Regions from separate parts of the Homo sapiens genome. Here region 1 is linked to region 2. A link is a contact called in ENCODE Hi-C data. All regions are on one chromosome and are shown on one strand. The core of a region is the stretch at or near the end of the contact, and the rest is flanking DNA. Distances in the headings are between cores, read along the strand shown.

Region 1 (7,126 bases), core at 2,807-5,306, 940 kb after region 2:
AGAGTGCTGCCCAATGCCGCACAGGCCACAGTCAATGGGAGCTGTCTACATAGCATCATGGACCAAGAGCATTTTCCAAAGTCCAAAAAGAGGGAAGAAAAGCTCCAACTCAGCCAGGTGCAGTGGCTCACGCCTGTAATCCCAGCACTTTGGGAGGCTGGGGGTGGGGGGTGGGGGATCACGAGGTCAGGAGTTCGAGACCAGCCTGACCAACAAGGTGAAAACCTGTCTCTACCAAAAATACAAAAATTAGCCAGGCATGGTGGCACATGGCTGTAATCCCAGCTACTCGAGAGGCTGTGGGTGGCAAGCCACCTTGGTGCCAAGGCAAGAGACCGAGGGCACGAGCTGTTCCAGTATAATAAAATATATAAAACAACAAGAGTTATACTAGATCTAGATCATACATATGATTATATATGAATATCATTAATCATTAGTTTGTAGCAATTACTCTTTATTCCAATATTATAATAATCCTCGCTCTACAATCATAACCTAGGAAAAACCAGGCCATACAGAGATAGGAGCTGAAGAGACATAGTGAGAAGTGACCAGAAGACAAGAGTGAGAGCCTTCTGTTAAGCCCGGACAAGGCCACTAGAGGGCTCCTTGGTCTAGCGGTAACGCCAGCATCTGGGAAGAGGCCCGTTGCCAAGCGGACCCAACCGTGGTCTAGCGGTAGCGTCAGTGTCAAGGAAAAACACCCGCTACTTAGCATACCGGGAAAGGGAATCTCCCTTTCCCCGGGGGAGTTTAGAGAAGACTCTACTCCTCCACCTCTTGTGGACGGCCTGACATCAGTCAGGCCCACCCGCAGTTATCCGGAGGCCTAACCATCTCCCTGTGATGCTGTGCTTCAGTGGTCACGCTCCTAGTCCACTTTCATGTTCCACCCTGTACACCTGGCTCTGCCTTTTAGATAACAGTAGCAAAATTAGTGAAAGTACTAAAAGTCTCTGATATGCAGAAATAATGGCATAAGCTGTCTCTCTCTCTCTCTCTCCCACTCTCTGCCTCGGCTGCCAGGCAGGGAAGAGCCCACTGTCCAGTGGACACGTGACCCATGTGACCTTACCTATCATTGGAGATGGCTCACACTCCTTACCCTGCCCCTTTGTCTTGTATCCAATAAATATCAGCGCAGCCTGGCATTCAGGGCCACTACCGGTTTCCACGTCTTGGTGGTAGTGGTCCCCCGGGCCCAGCTGTCTTTTCTTTCATCTCTCTGTCTTGTGTCTTTATTTCTACAATCTCTCATCTCCGCACACAGGGAGAAAAACCTACCGACCCTGTGGGGCTGGACCCTACAGGAGGCTGAGGCAGGAGAATCACTTGGACCCAGGAGGCAGAGGCTGCAACGAGCCAAAATTGTGCCATTGCACTCCAGCCTGGGGAACAAGAGCGAACGCTGTCTCAAAAAAAAAAAAAAAATACAAAAAAACTCCAACTCACAGCCAGCCCACAGGAAGGGTCCCAGCCAGCTAAGCCCAGAGCCAAAGCAGCAAGAACAAACAACACAGTAATCCCCACTGACCAAGCACCACTGCATGCCTGACACTGTGCACATGACCAAACCTGATTCCAATCCTGTCACAGGTCAGGCTACAGAGGCAAAGTGGGGCTGACCCATCTCCTGACCAACTCTATGTCATTGCCTTACCACGAGCCCTGAGAACAGTCTAAACAGGCCCTGATGGGGCCAAGGGAAGAAGAGCACCTTGACTTCCCCTAAGGACAGGCCCTCAAATCCCAGGACAGAAAAACTCAATGCTGTACAGTCCAGGTGGCAGCAGGGCTAGAAGTCAAAGCAGAGATGGGGATCCCAGTGCTCCTCCTGCTAGTCTGGTTACCTGGAATAAATGTGCCTCAGCTTTCTAATGTATCTCATTAGGCTTATTCTAAGGACTAAAAGAAGAACAGGCCTTGAGCAGGGCTTGGCCTACAGTAAACACCATGGAACTGTTTTTAACGTTAAAGGCCAACTCTTCCCAAACTAACATATAAGCCTATTGCAACTTCATTTCAAGTCTGGGACAAAATCAGGATAAAGGCAATTTGGATGAGTAAATGAATAGACACAGGTAAGAGATGTTTTAAAAAGAAAGGCAACAAAGGTATATAAGGACTTTCTATCTATTACAAAGTCAGCGTAGTAAAAGAAAATGATGTATCAGTAAGAGTTATCACAGAAACAAAACCTATTTATGTAGGAATTCACGTCATTGAAACAATGTGATTACAAGTCACTAGGGAAAAAAGTCCTATTGCATAAATTCATAGGAGGGAATTTCCCATTTTACAAGGCTGAGGATTTCTGTAGAGAAACACTCCCAGGATGCAAAATAGTCTTGTGTAGCCAAATCAGTTCAATACCCAGGCAGTCCAACTGCTATGCTCCTCCTACTCACCAGCCTGAACCTGAAGCTCTCCTGCAATAGCCCCGAGGAAGTTCACAGCAGATATCAGCTCCCCACCCACCACTCTGCCCACCTACAGCCCCTTGGCATAGGCTGGGCCTTCCACCTGGAATGTCCATCCCATCCTGTACTGAGACTTCAAAGCCCACCTTCCTCCTCCCTCAAGGCAACACAGAGCCCTAGAGAACCACTTGCTTCTCTTATCAGAGAGCCTGTCACCCTACACTGGCAAGGCTAGCTGATCCCCTAGACCAATAGCAGGACGACTCTGACATAGGGCAGAGTTTGCCAGCCCTTTTCTTGTGAGCCCCTGGATTTTCACCTGCTTCATCAAAACCCTAGACCAGGCTGGGCCAGGATCCCAAGGGTGATCCAGGGTGGCCATACCATCAGGCTGGGGCAGCATACTCCTACCTGGCAGGAGGAAAAGTGGGCCACCATAATCACCCGTCCAGTGCCCATCCTCAGCCTGCAGCCCCACGTAAAATGTCATCCCGTTCAGAGCCCCCTCAAAGGCGGTGTGGGCTTTGGGCAAGTCCTTAAAGTAATTCTTCTGCAAAGAGATCGAAAAAAAAAAAAAGAGATAGCTGACGGGACTGTTGCCCGGCCAGAGGAACCCTCTTCACATACAGCCCAAGTCAAAACAGTGAATGTAAATTACTTTAAAAGTTTCAGCTGTTTCCATCAAAAGTCTGAAACTCTTTGATGAGAGCATCACACCTCAGCAAAGTAAAAGAACAGCTGCACATTTTCGTTGCTTTATTTGCCAGTCATGTATTCTTCACAACTTCTCCAAGATGTCTGGAATAAACCAGGCACCCAGACTGTAGGGTGGGGCACGGGTGCCGACCTGGGCCTGGGACTCGGGCCTCTCAAAGAGGGCCCAAGGGGCGGCACAGCCTTTCCCTCGGTGGCCGGGGCTCGGCAGGAGACCCTGTTTACACTGCAGACTCTGACGACCAAAATCTCTTACAATGCACACAACTAAGACAGTGGATCCAAACACTTTTTGTGAATAAAAACAAAGTTACAACTATCTTTGCAACTCTCCTATAAGTCAAAAATTATCTCAAAATAAGGTGCTAAAAAATAAAACATTAGGAGTCTCCTATGCGTGGTTTAGAGATGAAGGGGCTGAAGCGGAGGGGCCCGCGAACGCAGTTCCCGTGGGCGCTCGCCTTGGGGATGGGCGTCGCTGGCCGGGTCCTCCCACCCGCCTTTCTGAGAGAAAACGTGCTCCTCACGGCTCACCCCTCAGGGTCCCGAGCTCGCTGACGCTCCGCGGAAGCAACTTACGGTGTCCAGCCCCAGGGCGTAGGCTTCCAGGCCGGTCTGCTCGCGGCCGGCGCGCTCGTCCTGCAGGTAGGTCCACGTCTGCCGGCCCCTCTCGCAGTTGAGTCGCCAGCGGCCGAGGTCGGTGGCGGGCTCGGTCTTGTAGGGGCCCCCTCGGCGCCGCAGACACCTGAGGACCACCGGCCATCAGCGACCCAGGCCCCGCCCCAACGCCGGCCGCCGGCCCACTGCCCCAGTCGCGCTCTCCTCAGCACCTAGGACCACCCCGCATTCGTCAGGAGCCCGGGGCGAGGGGACTCACGTGCCCTCCGTCATTGCTGCTGCAGTGCTCTACGCCGCCCACTGCCAGCTGCCAGATGTCCGCACCCGGGACCTGCCGCCCAGCCCCGCCCCTCCCGCCCCTCCCGCCCCTCCCGCCCCTCCCGCGCGCACTACGCAGGCGCAGGCCTCGGCAGGCGCTCAGGCTTAGGTGGGCCGACGCCCACGCAACCAATCAGAGCGCCGCGAGCGTGACCCCGGGGTGTGCCAGGCGACCACAGTGGTGGAGCGCTTGGTGCCCCATGCGGCGTGGGGCGGGGCCTGAGGGAGCGGGGATGGTGGGTGAAGGCGACGGGACGGGGGAGGCGGGTGGGGCCTTATTGGCGGGGCATGAGGGGCGGGGCTGGTGGGTGGGGAGGTGGGGGCGGGGCTGGTGGGTGGGGAGGTGGGGGCGGGGCCTGGTGGGTGCGGGTGGGGGCGGGGCTGGTGGGTGGGGCCGAAGGGCGGGGGCGGGGCCTCTCGCGCGCCCTCTAGAGGCTTGCGTCCCGGGAGCCCGGCCTCGTGCGCCGCGCTTTGAGGTGAGCCTCTCTGAGAAATTTGTGAGGAGGGTCCAGCCGCGGGTCGGAAGGAAGGACGTGGGGAGCGAGGCTCGAGCGAGCGACAGCGAGTGCGAAGGTCGGGTGGCAGGGAATTGCTCTCGCGCTGCAGGATTTGCCCGGACGCCGGGGCCGGGGGTGGGGGCGGGAGGCCGCCCTGAGGTGAGGTGGGCGCGGGCCGTCGGCTCCAGTGCGAGACCAGGGGGAGGGCGGGGCGGAGCGGAGGAGCCGAGGGCGCCGCCGGCGTCCCTGGGAAGCTGAGCGCCGCGTAGCTTCGCCGGGGGGAGTGGGGTAGGCGCGGTGAGGCCGTGGGCCCCCACACCTGGCGGACCACAGGGGCCAGAAGCCCTGGAGCCCCGCCAGGGAAGGGCTGCGTCGCTGGCCAGGACCGAGCGCGGTAGAGCCTCAGCTGCTCACGGGGTCGCTGGAGTTGGGGGTGGCCCCAGGAGAAATTAAAGGTGAAAAGCCTTAGCAGCAGAGGGAAGAGGAAGATGGAGGCAGAGCGAGTGACCGAACTTGGAAGGGACAGCCGGGCGCAACAGGGCAGGGGGCGTCTGACTGTTGGAAACATGGCTGACGTCTGGAGGCTGCAGCCAGTGGTCCGTAAGTCAGGTCAAGGACCCACAGAAGACCCCAGCATGTCTTCACCTGGCCCACAGAAGCCCTGACATCCAGTTACAACTGCCCCAGCCTAGTGAGCATTTCGGCACCCACTCCTCAATTCCTACCCCCAGCCTAACTTCGAAGGGGCGGTGAGCCACAGCAAGCCGGAGGAGAAAGTTGGAAGAGAGAGTGGACAAAAGAATACCCACAGGCACCTTCCCCACAGTGGAATAGCGGGGTTTTAGACAATCAAGGATAATCACCTCTTCCTATCCCAGTTCAGAAACGGATGAAAAAGACACAGCAATAAGATGGGTGGGTATCAAAATATCAGCTTTGCCACAAATTAAAAACCTAGCTTGAAGGACAAGGCTTAAATCTGCAAGCAAGAGGGCAAGCTACTAAATCACCCGTTAAGTCAGACAAACATATCCCCCAGCCTCTAGGCCATGAAACTGCCTCACCAAGCACTATGCAATTGAGTGCCCACCAGAAGACACCCCTCCAGTCAACCCACAGACCCCAGAAAGAGTACCCAGAGGAGCCTGAGCACACTCCACCCTATCTGTTCTCTGAAATTCAATCAAATGAGTCACTCTACTTCTCTGGAAGCAGAAAGAGGCTGGAAGTTTTTCTCCAGGTAAGTTCCTCCATGTAGAAACATGAAGAATAGGGATAAGGGGCTTCAGCCTGGATGGAATCTCACACTGAACCTGGCAAAGCTAGGTGAGGGAAGAGGTTTCAACTGGATAAGAGTTTGAGTTTTGATATCTTAATGGACTGGACTTTTTATGAGTAAAATAATCCGCTCTTTTTAATGTCTGAAAGAAAAGAAAAAGCTGTAAACTACGTCTGAGAATTGACACAGTTAAGCTTCTAGGGGCAGTCATGAGAAAAAACACTGTTCCTATCTGCTTACATACTACTGCATCCAGCTTATTCATTAAGCCAGATACAGAAGGCTCTGAGGATTTTGGCCTCAACAACTGGGTATATGGTGGTGGTCATTTACTAAAATAGAGGTGTCTTTTATTTATTTAGTGACAGGATCTCAGTCTGTCACCCAGGTGGGAATGCAGTGGCACAATCATTAGCTCACTGCAGCCTCAAATTCCAGGGCTAAGTGATCTTCCGGGCTCAGCCTCCTGAATAGCTGGGACTACAGGCGTGTGCCACCACACCTGGCTGATTTTTTTAAAGTTTGGTAGAGACACGGGGTCTCGCTATGTTGCCCAGGATGGTCTCAAACTCCTGGCCACAAGGAATCCTCCCACTTCAGCCTCCCAAAGTGTTGGGATTATAGGCATGAGCCACCACACCTGGCCTAAAATAGGGAAAGTTTGATTGGAAAATTCAGATTAAAGTGGGGACAAGTTATACTAGAGATGCTTATTAGACATTCAAGTGAAATATTGAGTAGGCTGGCATTCAGGAGAGAACATAATGCTAGAGATAGGAATTTGGGAGTCATTTGCTTTCAGGTAGTATTTGAAATCATGAGATTGGACAAGATGAATTAGGAAATGCACATAAAAAAGAGAAGTTCTAGAATGAGCCCTGGGGCACCGACCTTTTCCAGTATAGAGGAATGGCCAGAGAGAGGAGGAAAACCAGAGGAATATGAAGTCATAATATAAGTGAAGACATGGTGATCTTTGCTGAGGCTTTGAAGGGATTGCAAAATGAAGACAGAATTTATTATTGGATGCAACAAAACAATGTATTGGTGACTGACAAGAGCTATCTAAAGAGACATGGGGGGAAAAGCCTAATGGCAGAATTTTGAAAGAAATTTTCAGTTAAACATGGCAGACTGAGCATAAACATTAACCTCCATTTCCTGCCCAAACCCTACTCACATAAAGTAATAAAAGACCAAAAAAACCCCACAAAGAATGGGAGAGGAGACACTAGTAAGCAAGAGAAGTCAACAAAATTATAGAGACTGGGAATGGA
Region 2 (7,001 bases), core at 2,957-5,456:
CATGAGGGCACAGGGCCATCAGCGTGCAACTGCAGCTGGCGGGGGGTGGTGTGGAGCTGGTACCCGATTCCCCGGCCCTACCCCTGCCTGGCTGCAGCAGGCCCCATCCTCACAGGGGCCCGTGTGAGCCCATCCGGCCCTCACGCCGTGGTCCAGGCTGTTCCCTGCCAGGACCACTCCCCTTGGGGGCTCGCCCTCCGGCCCTCTGTGAGGCCACTGTCCCCTACCCCCCTGGTTTCCCACAGCGCTCCTCACCCCCTCGGCCACCATCTACTGCACTGGTGTCCTGCCTCCCCCGGGGACAGAGGCTCAGGTGAGCAGGAGTCGTGCCTCTTACCCACGGCCCGACCCGCACCAAGAAGGTGGCACTGTGACGCCCAAGAGGTCAGCAATTAAGATCTGCTCAAAGGCAGCAGGAATAAAGCGGGAGGGAGCACCGCGCAGGTGAAGTTCTGGGGCAGGAACAAAGCGGGAGGGAGCACCGCGCAGGTGAAATTCTGGGGCAGGAACAAAGCGGGAGGGAGCATCGCGCAGGTGAAGTTCTGGGGCAGGAACAAAGCGGGAGGGAGCATCGCGAAGGTGAAGTTCTGGTATCCTTTTTGCTCACTCATGACTGGGGGCTAAGGGCTGCGTGGCCTAAGGGCCTGAGGCCACAGCTGCGGGGGCTTCTTTTAGGCTAGTGGGAGGTGGTGAAGATCCTGCACGCTGGGCGCTATGTCAGCCACATCAGGAGCTCACCGTGTGCAGTCTCTTGGCAGCCTCGCCCTAGGACAGGCACCCAGTTCCTTCCCCACCTCACAGGCGAGGAAACAGCTCAGCAAAGCCCCAGGCTGGTGGATGGCAGGTAAGCGTGAGACCAGCATATGTGCCTCAGAAGCTCATTACACAGCATCTGTCTTCCCAGACCTTCCCAAGCACTTGGATGCCCAAGGCCCAGACCTGTCCGCTTCCCTGTCAGGAAACCCACTGGTACCAAAGGGAGGTAAGGATAGCATCTCTGGGTTCCTATAACCCAATGTTCAGACCGAGGGCTGGCTGCTAGTTAGACCCAATACCCAACCACAGCTTTCATCTTCCAGGACTCACAAGCAAATTTTAAAGTCAACTCAGGAAAGGACGCACTCCAGGAATGCTTTTTACAAGCAGCAGACTTTCTGACTTGGTATCAACAAGGATGTTGGAGGTTACCGCCTGTTGTTGCATGCCCCTAGCACTCACAAGACTGACCTTGACACAGAAAACATTTCAGAGTGACAAGATCTAGGGTGCAACGAGAACCACATCCTTGAAAAATGATGACACGGGAGCCACACTCCTTGGCAGGGAGCAAAGGTCTCTAAGCCCCGAGAGTGGCTGTCGAGTAAGAACTCAACAGATGCTGGAAAGCAGGAGCCTGACTCAAAACTAACTCATTCGTCTTCAAGGCCTCTCAAGTGCAGCAGCAAAGCATCACTTACCTTTATCTCTTCCAAACAACGCAACACAAAAAGCTCTAAATACCTTCATTCTAAGAAGAGCTTTAATTCTTCTCTTAAAATTAACTGAAAAGATTAAGCAACACAAAATTAAACGAGACAGACCTTTATCCCTGGCGCTGCACTGAGACACCACGAAGCATACTCCACACGCAGTGCGTCTTCCTGAACGTAAAACAGCCTTTCGCACAGGGAGCCGAGTCCTGTCACTATAACACCCAGGGGTGGCCGCTTTCTTAGGGTGTAAGGGCGGCTCTAACTGAGGGGGCACAAAGCTCATCCACTTCAGGTCCATTTCCGAGAAACATTTTGGGAAGCTCACTGCAGCGTGGGAAAGGGACTGTGCTCCTGAACGGAGGAGGTGCTGCCACAGGCCTCAGGCAGCAGCACTGGGCACTGGAGGATGCTGGTGAGGCTGGATGCAATCGTAAGCCCAACCTGATGTCTACCTTAGAAATGACTGCCTGGCCCCAGTTAAGCAACCACGGCCTCCCAGCGTGCCGCTCGGCCTCACCTGCGATGAACTGCTCATACTCGATGACGGGGATGTTTTTATTGAGACTTGGAAGATCAAAAAACTCAGACCAGGGAATCCGGACCTGGTGGATGTCAGGACTCTGCCAGTGATAGAGGCGGCCCCATGGAGGCAGGACAAGCACCCACTCCTCCGTCTTCAGCAGAGTCTTCAGGAGAGAGGCGATTCGGATATAGACATCCCTGCGCAGGTTGAAGCCTTCCGGGGGGTTGACGTCATACAGAAGATACCTGAGCAGGGAGAAGGAGGACCACAGGTCTCAAATGCTGAGGTTTCTGCACGGAAAACCCGACTGCTCACAAGTCTCAGCGCGTGGCCCGACTCTAGGCACTTAACAATGGTTCCTAGTTTGTGAAGGCAGTGAGTGGCCTGTTTCTCTATGACCAGTTACTTACGGAGCCTGTAAGCAGAAGCAGCAGACATGCTAACATCGTTTTAACAATTAGCAATAGTTCAACACTAAGGCAGAGGAATCCCAGTGACTGGAACCCAAGAATCAGTACCCACATGGTTCTCAAACTGTTTGGTTTAAAGACCCCTTTACACTGGAAACAATGACTGACGGCTGGTTATGTGCACTATGTCTATTGATACGTCCTATGTTAGACGTTAAAGCTACAAGTATTTAATTCAGCTAAAAATAAGAAGCCATTACATGTTAACAAAAACCACATATTTAAATAAAAAATAAGTGTATTTTAAAAAATGAATTAGAAGAACTGTGATGATGTTCTTAATTTTTGCAAATCTCTTTTGGGTTTGGTGACAGCTGGATTCCCATACCCGTTTCTGCATTCAATCTGTTGTGACATCACAGATCAAGTGGTTTCTAGGAAAACTCCACAGTGCATTCATGAGAAGTGAAAAAGGCGTATAATACTCTGGTACTACTATTAAAACGGCTACAAAAGCTCAGAGATCCAGGACACACTTTAAGATCACTGCCCTAGAGGAAGGACACAAAGCGCCCCAAGGCACAGACAAGTCCCCAAGGCACAGACAAGTCCCCAAGGGCTACAGAAACCCTGTCCCTGGCGCTCTCCTTTCCCTGCTCTGCGCTGGTTTTCCATACTCCCATCGTCGCGAGTGAAGCTGCGTGCAGCGCCCAGGCCTGCGAACGCCACGAGGGGCCGTGCACACCTCTGCGTCCAGGCCCCTCCCGGGGTCCGCTTGGAGATCCCACAGCCACAGGGCGGCCGCGAAGCTCGTCTTGGCCCTGAGAATTCACTGCGGAGCGCCCGCCCGGCACTGACTCCCGGCTCCGCACACCCAGGCCTGGACCCGTGTCACTTGCAGGGGCCTCCGGAGCCAGCCCACGCTCAGCCTGAGCAACCCGGCCCCCTTCCTGGGCTCCCGAGGCTGCGCCCCGGGCCTCGCAGACGACCCCGCCTGCAGACCCGGGCCGCAGTGACGCAGCCTCGACTACAGCCAACCCGCTGGCCCGACCCTGCCCCCAGCCCCCGCCCCATCCCATCCCCCAGACTCCAGCCCGGCCCCGGCCCCTGCCCCTGCCCCTGCCCCTGTCCCGTCCCCGTCCCATCCTTCTTGGCCCCGGCTCCCGCCCCGCCCCCATCCCATCCCTCGGGCCCCCGTTCCTGCCCCCATCCCATCCCACCCCTCCTGGCCCTAGCCCCTGCCCCGCCCCCATCCCATCCCATCACCCTGGCCCCTGCCCCGCCCCCATCCCATCCCATCGCCCTGATCCCTGCCCCGCCCCCATCCCATCCCTCCTGGCCCCTGCCCCCTGCCCCTATACCATCACCCTGGCCCCTTACTCCGCCACATTCCTTGCCCCAGAACCCTGACCCCATCCCATTCCCCTGACCCCTGCCCCCTGACCCCGCTCCATCCCATCCCCCTGGCCCCTGCCCCATAACTCCGCTCCATTCCATCTCCCTGGCCCCGGACCACCCTCCATCCCGTGGGCCTGCCCCTGACCCCATCCCATCTCCCTGGCCCCTGACCCCGCCCCGCCCCCATCCCATCCTCTGACCCTGCCCGGTCCTGGAACCCCAGCGTTGGCACCGTGGACGCGCGTTTACCGTCTGCGGGAAGCCGCCCCCGACAGAATATCGGCCGCCGATTGTCCGGGCCAGAACTCCTGGCCGGAGGCAGAAGCCGGAGGCCAGGACACTGCCCCCAGCAGCAGGAAGACGAAGCTGAGTGTCGCCATGGCCCCGGGCGGCCACGCACTTCCGGCGGCCGCGCCCCGCCCCGGAACCACGCCCCGCCCCCGTGAAATGCGTTCCCAGTAGCCACGGCAACGCCCAGCTCCGCCCTCCCCGCGCATGCGTTATGCGCCATCACCGGCAAGCAGGGGCGGGAGGGGGAACTGCGCGTGCGCAGAGTCTCCGCCCTCCTGACCGCAGCGGCTAGAGGTTCCATTGCAGACCCGGAGGCCGTGGCTGTGGTTCGCGGCGGTGCTGTCGCGGGCGCCCTGGCGCAGCCCACGCAGGGGCTCCTGAGGGTCCGCGAGGCCGGGAGGTCCGGGGGTCGGGAGGTCCCGGGGTCGGGAAGTCGGTGGACCCTGCAGGCCAGTGGGGAGGGTACGCGAGACTGGGGGCCGGGAGGGCTGACGGCTGGTGGCGCGGGGCGGGTCCGTGGGGAGGAGGCCCGGGGCTGGTAGGGGCGGGAGGGCTGGACGGCGGGGGCGGGGCGGAGGAGGGGGTCCGTAGACGGGGTCGGCGCCGGGTGCTCTCGCCCCTCTGGAGCTGGGGTCGGGGCGGGAGCCGCGCATGAGAGCCTGGGTTTCTAGTCGGGGGGCGCCGTCGAGCTCCACACCTGCGGCCTCCTGGGTGCCCCCAACCCTGGAGCCCCGGCGAGGGGGCACCCGGGCTGAGGCCTGGCCCTCCAAGGAGCCCTGGAGGGACTGTGCTGCTAGGGCGCGGGGCTCGATGGGGTGATCTGGAGACCTGGGGGGATCCGGGGCTGCCGCCCCTGCGCTGCCAACCTCCCACCCCGCCCCTTCTGCGAGGCGTTATTAAAGGTCTGGTTTCGGGAGCCAGGTGCGTGCCCGCCGCCGCCGCTCCCCGCAGCCTCCAGGCAGCTCCCGCTGTTCCCCGAGGGCACCAGCACTGGCCGACCGACCTGGCTTGGGGCGCGGCGCTGGCAAACCCGGCCTTCTGAGGGGACGCCACGCTGACTCTAGTGCAGGCAGCCCCCAAAACGGTATAATTGGACGAATTTCTTGAAGGATGCCAGTTACCAAAAAAGAAAATACTAATGCTTATTATCTGTTAAATTTGAGATCAATTTGTTATCAAATTTTCTCACACAGAAAATTCCAGGCCCAGAGGGCCAAGCTGGTGAATCCTACTTAGAGAAGAAATAATAGGAATCCAGCCACTCAGACGATGGACGAGGAGGGGCACTTCCCTGCTCGATGTATGGGCCAGCATTGCCTTGATAGCAAAGTCAGACATCACCAGACAGTAGAACCACAGACCAATGTCTTTCATGAACCAAGACACAGCATTTAAAAAAATTAGCAAATGGAATTTATATCTGCCTATTGTTTACAAAAAAAGCCAAACTTTGTAAAATACTTGAAGAGATTTATTCTGAGCCAAATATGACCCATGACACAGCCTCAGGACGTCCTGAGAACTTGGCCCAAGGCGGTTGTTTTACTGCTTGGTTTTATTCATTTCAGGGAGACATAAGACATCAGTCAGTACATGTGAGGTGTGCATTGGATTGATCCAGAAAGTCAGGACGACTCCAAGTGGAAAGGCCTCCAGGTAATAGGTGGATTCAAAGATGTTTCTGATTGGCAGTTGGTTGAAAGAAGTTACTATCTGAAGGCTTGGAATCAATAGAAAGGAGTGTCTGGGTTAAGAGAAGGGGCTGTGGAGACCGAGGTCCTTATTATGTGGATGAAATCTCATAGGTGTCCGCCCTCAGAGGCAATACATGGCAAATGTTTCCTATTCAGACCTTCAAAAGGCACTAGACTCTCAGCCAGTCTCCTCAGGATCAGAAAAAGAGCTGGAAAGGGAAGGGGAGTCTACAGAATATGAATTTCCCCACAAGACACCGCTTTGCGGGGCCATTTCAAAATTTGTCAAAGAGATATATTTTGGGGTAAAATACATTGATACTTTGAGGGCCTGTTGTCACGTGATGCTATACCAGCGTCAGATTGGAACTTGGTGTCTTGCTGCTATGGAGTCTGCTGTCAGTCTGGTCAGCTGCACCTGAACTCCAAAGGGAGGTGGGTATAATGAGCCATGTCCAATCCCCGTCCCTTCCTGGCCTGAGCTCATTTTTCAGGTTCTTCAGAATCCCCCTGGTGGAGATGAGGGATCCATTCAGTGGGTTGGGGAAGCTTAGAGTTTTATTTTTGATTTACACTATGTGAAGCAGAAATTAAAATACTGTAACCCTGATAGGGTTATTTTAAAGCTGCAGGAATCAAGGCAGGTTGCCGTGGGTAAGAGGATAGACAGGCAGGTCATGTAGCAGGACGAGCTGCGGACAAAACCCCTCAGACACCAGGTTAAGGAAGGATTTGGCTTTATTCGGCCGGGAGCTTCGGCAGACTCGCGTCTCAAGAACCGAGCTCCCCGAAAACAGAGTTCCTGGCCCTTTTAAGGGCTTACACCTCTAAGGGGTCCACGTGAAAGGGTCGTGATAGATTGAGATCACATGTGGTTAGAGTGGGAGGGGGGGTAATCTTTTAACCTCAGGCCTGGTCATCGGTGGCACCGGCTGGTCTTGCTGCTGACTTCATTCCTGTTGTTTTTCAACTTTTACTTCATCCTTCTCTTCAGAGACAGGAGACAGTAAAAGAAATGGCCTCTCTCCTCTGTCAGAGTGGAGTCCCGAGCTCCCAGAAATGCCACATGATGGACAAACGCTTGGGGGAAAAAAAAAAAAAAGGAGACCTCAGTCGGACACAAAAGCAGGAGCTTTAAAAGAAAAAATAAGAGATAAGTTGAACTTCACCAAAAAATAAGCGTTTCTGGTCTTTGAAAGACACTTAAAATGAA

The links. Hi-C counts contacts between places; a loop is a spot of excess contacts on that map. Pooled maps may share reads with other maps.
Region 1: a loop to region 2 is called in a map of CD4-positive, alpha-beta T cell, with 9 times the contacts of the local background. The contact joins the promoter of LSS here to the promoter of POFUT2 in region 2. A Hi-C loop is called at or near these places in 1 of 168 maps with a recorded cell type or tissue (CD4-positive, alpha-beta T cell), 6 of 37 single-sample maps with no recorded cell type and 9 of 50 pooled maps.

Annotation. Positions count from the first base shown.
Region 1 is chr21:46,224,718-46,231,843 of GRCh38, forward strand. LSS (lanosterol synthase) reads right to left here and starts at 4,057. Exons shown (of 22, transcript NM_002340.6): 1 at 4,015-4,057; 2 at 3,717-3,882; 3 at 2,835-2,973. The coding sequence starts at 4,028. MCM3AP-AS1 (MCM3AP antisense RNA 1) reads left to right here and starts at 4,514. Exons shown (of 4, transcript NR_110565.1): 1 at 4,514-4,549; 2 at 5,610-5,810. RefSeq lists enhancers at 3,312-3,381, 4,098-4,392 and silencers at 3,812-3,861, 3,922-4,091, 4,102-4,361, 4,422-4,861.
Region 2 is chr21:45,283,689-45,290,689 of GRCh38, forward strand. POFUT2 (protein O-fucosyltransferase 2) reads right to left here and starts at 4,207. Exons shown (of 9, transcript NM_133635.6): 1 at 4,053-4,207; 2 at 1,990-2,240. The coding sequence starts at 4,183. It overlaps LINC00205 (long intergenic non-protein coding RNA 205), which reads left to right and starts at 4,364. Exons shown (of 3, transcript NR_026943.1): 1 at 4,364-4,556; 2 at 5,663-5,750; 3 at 6,783-7,001. RefSeq lists a silencer at 4,134-4,663 and an enhancer at 4,818-5,548.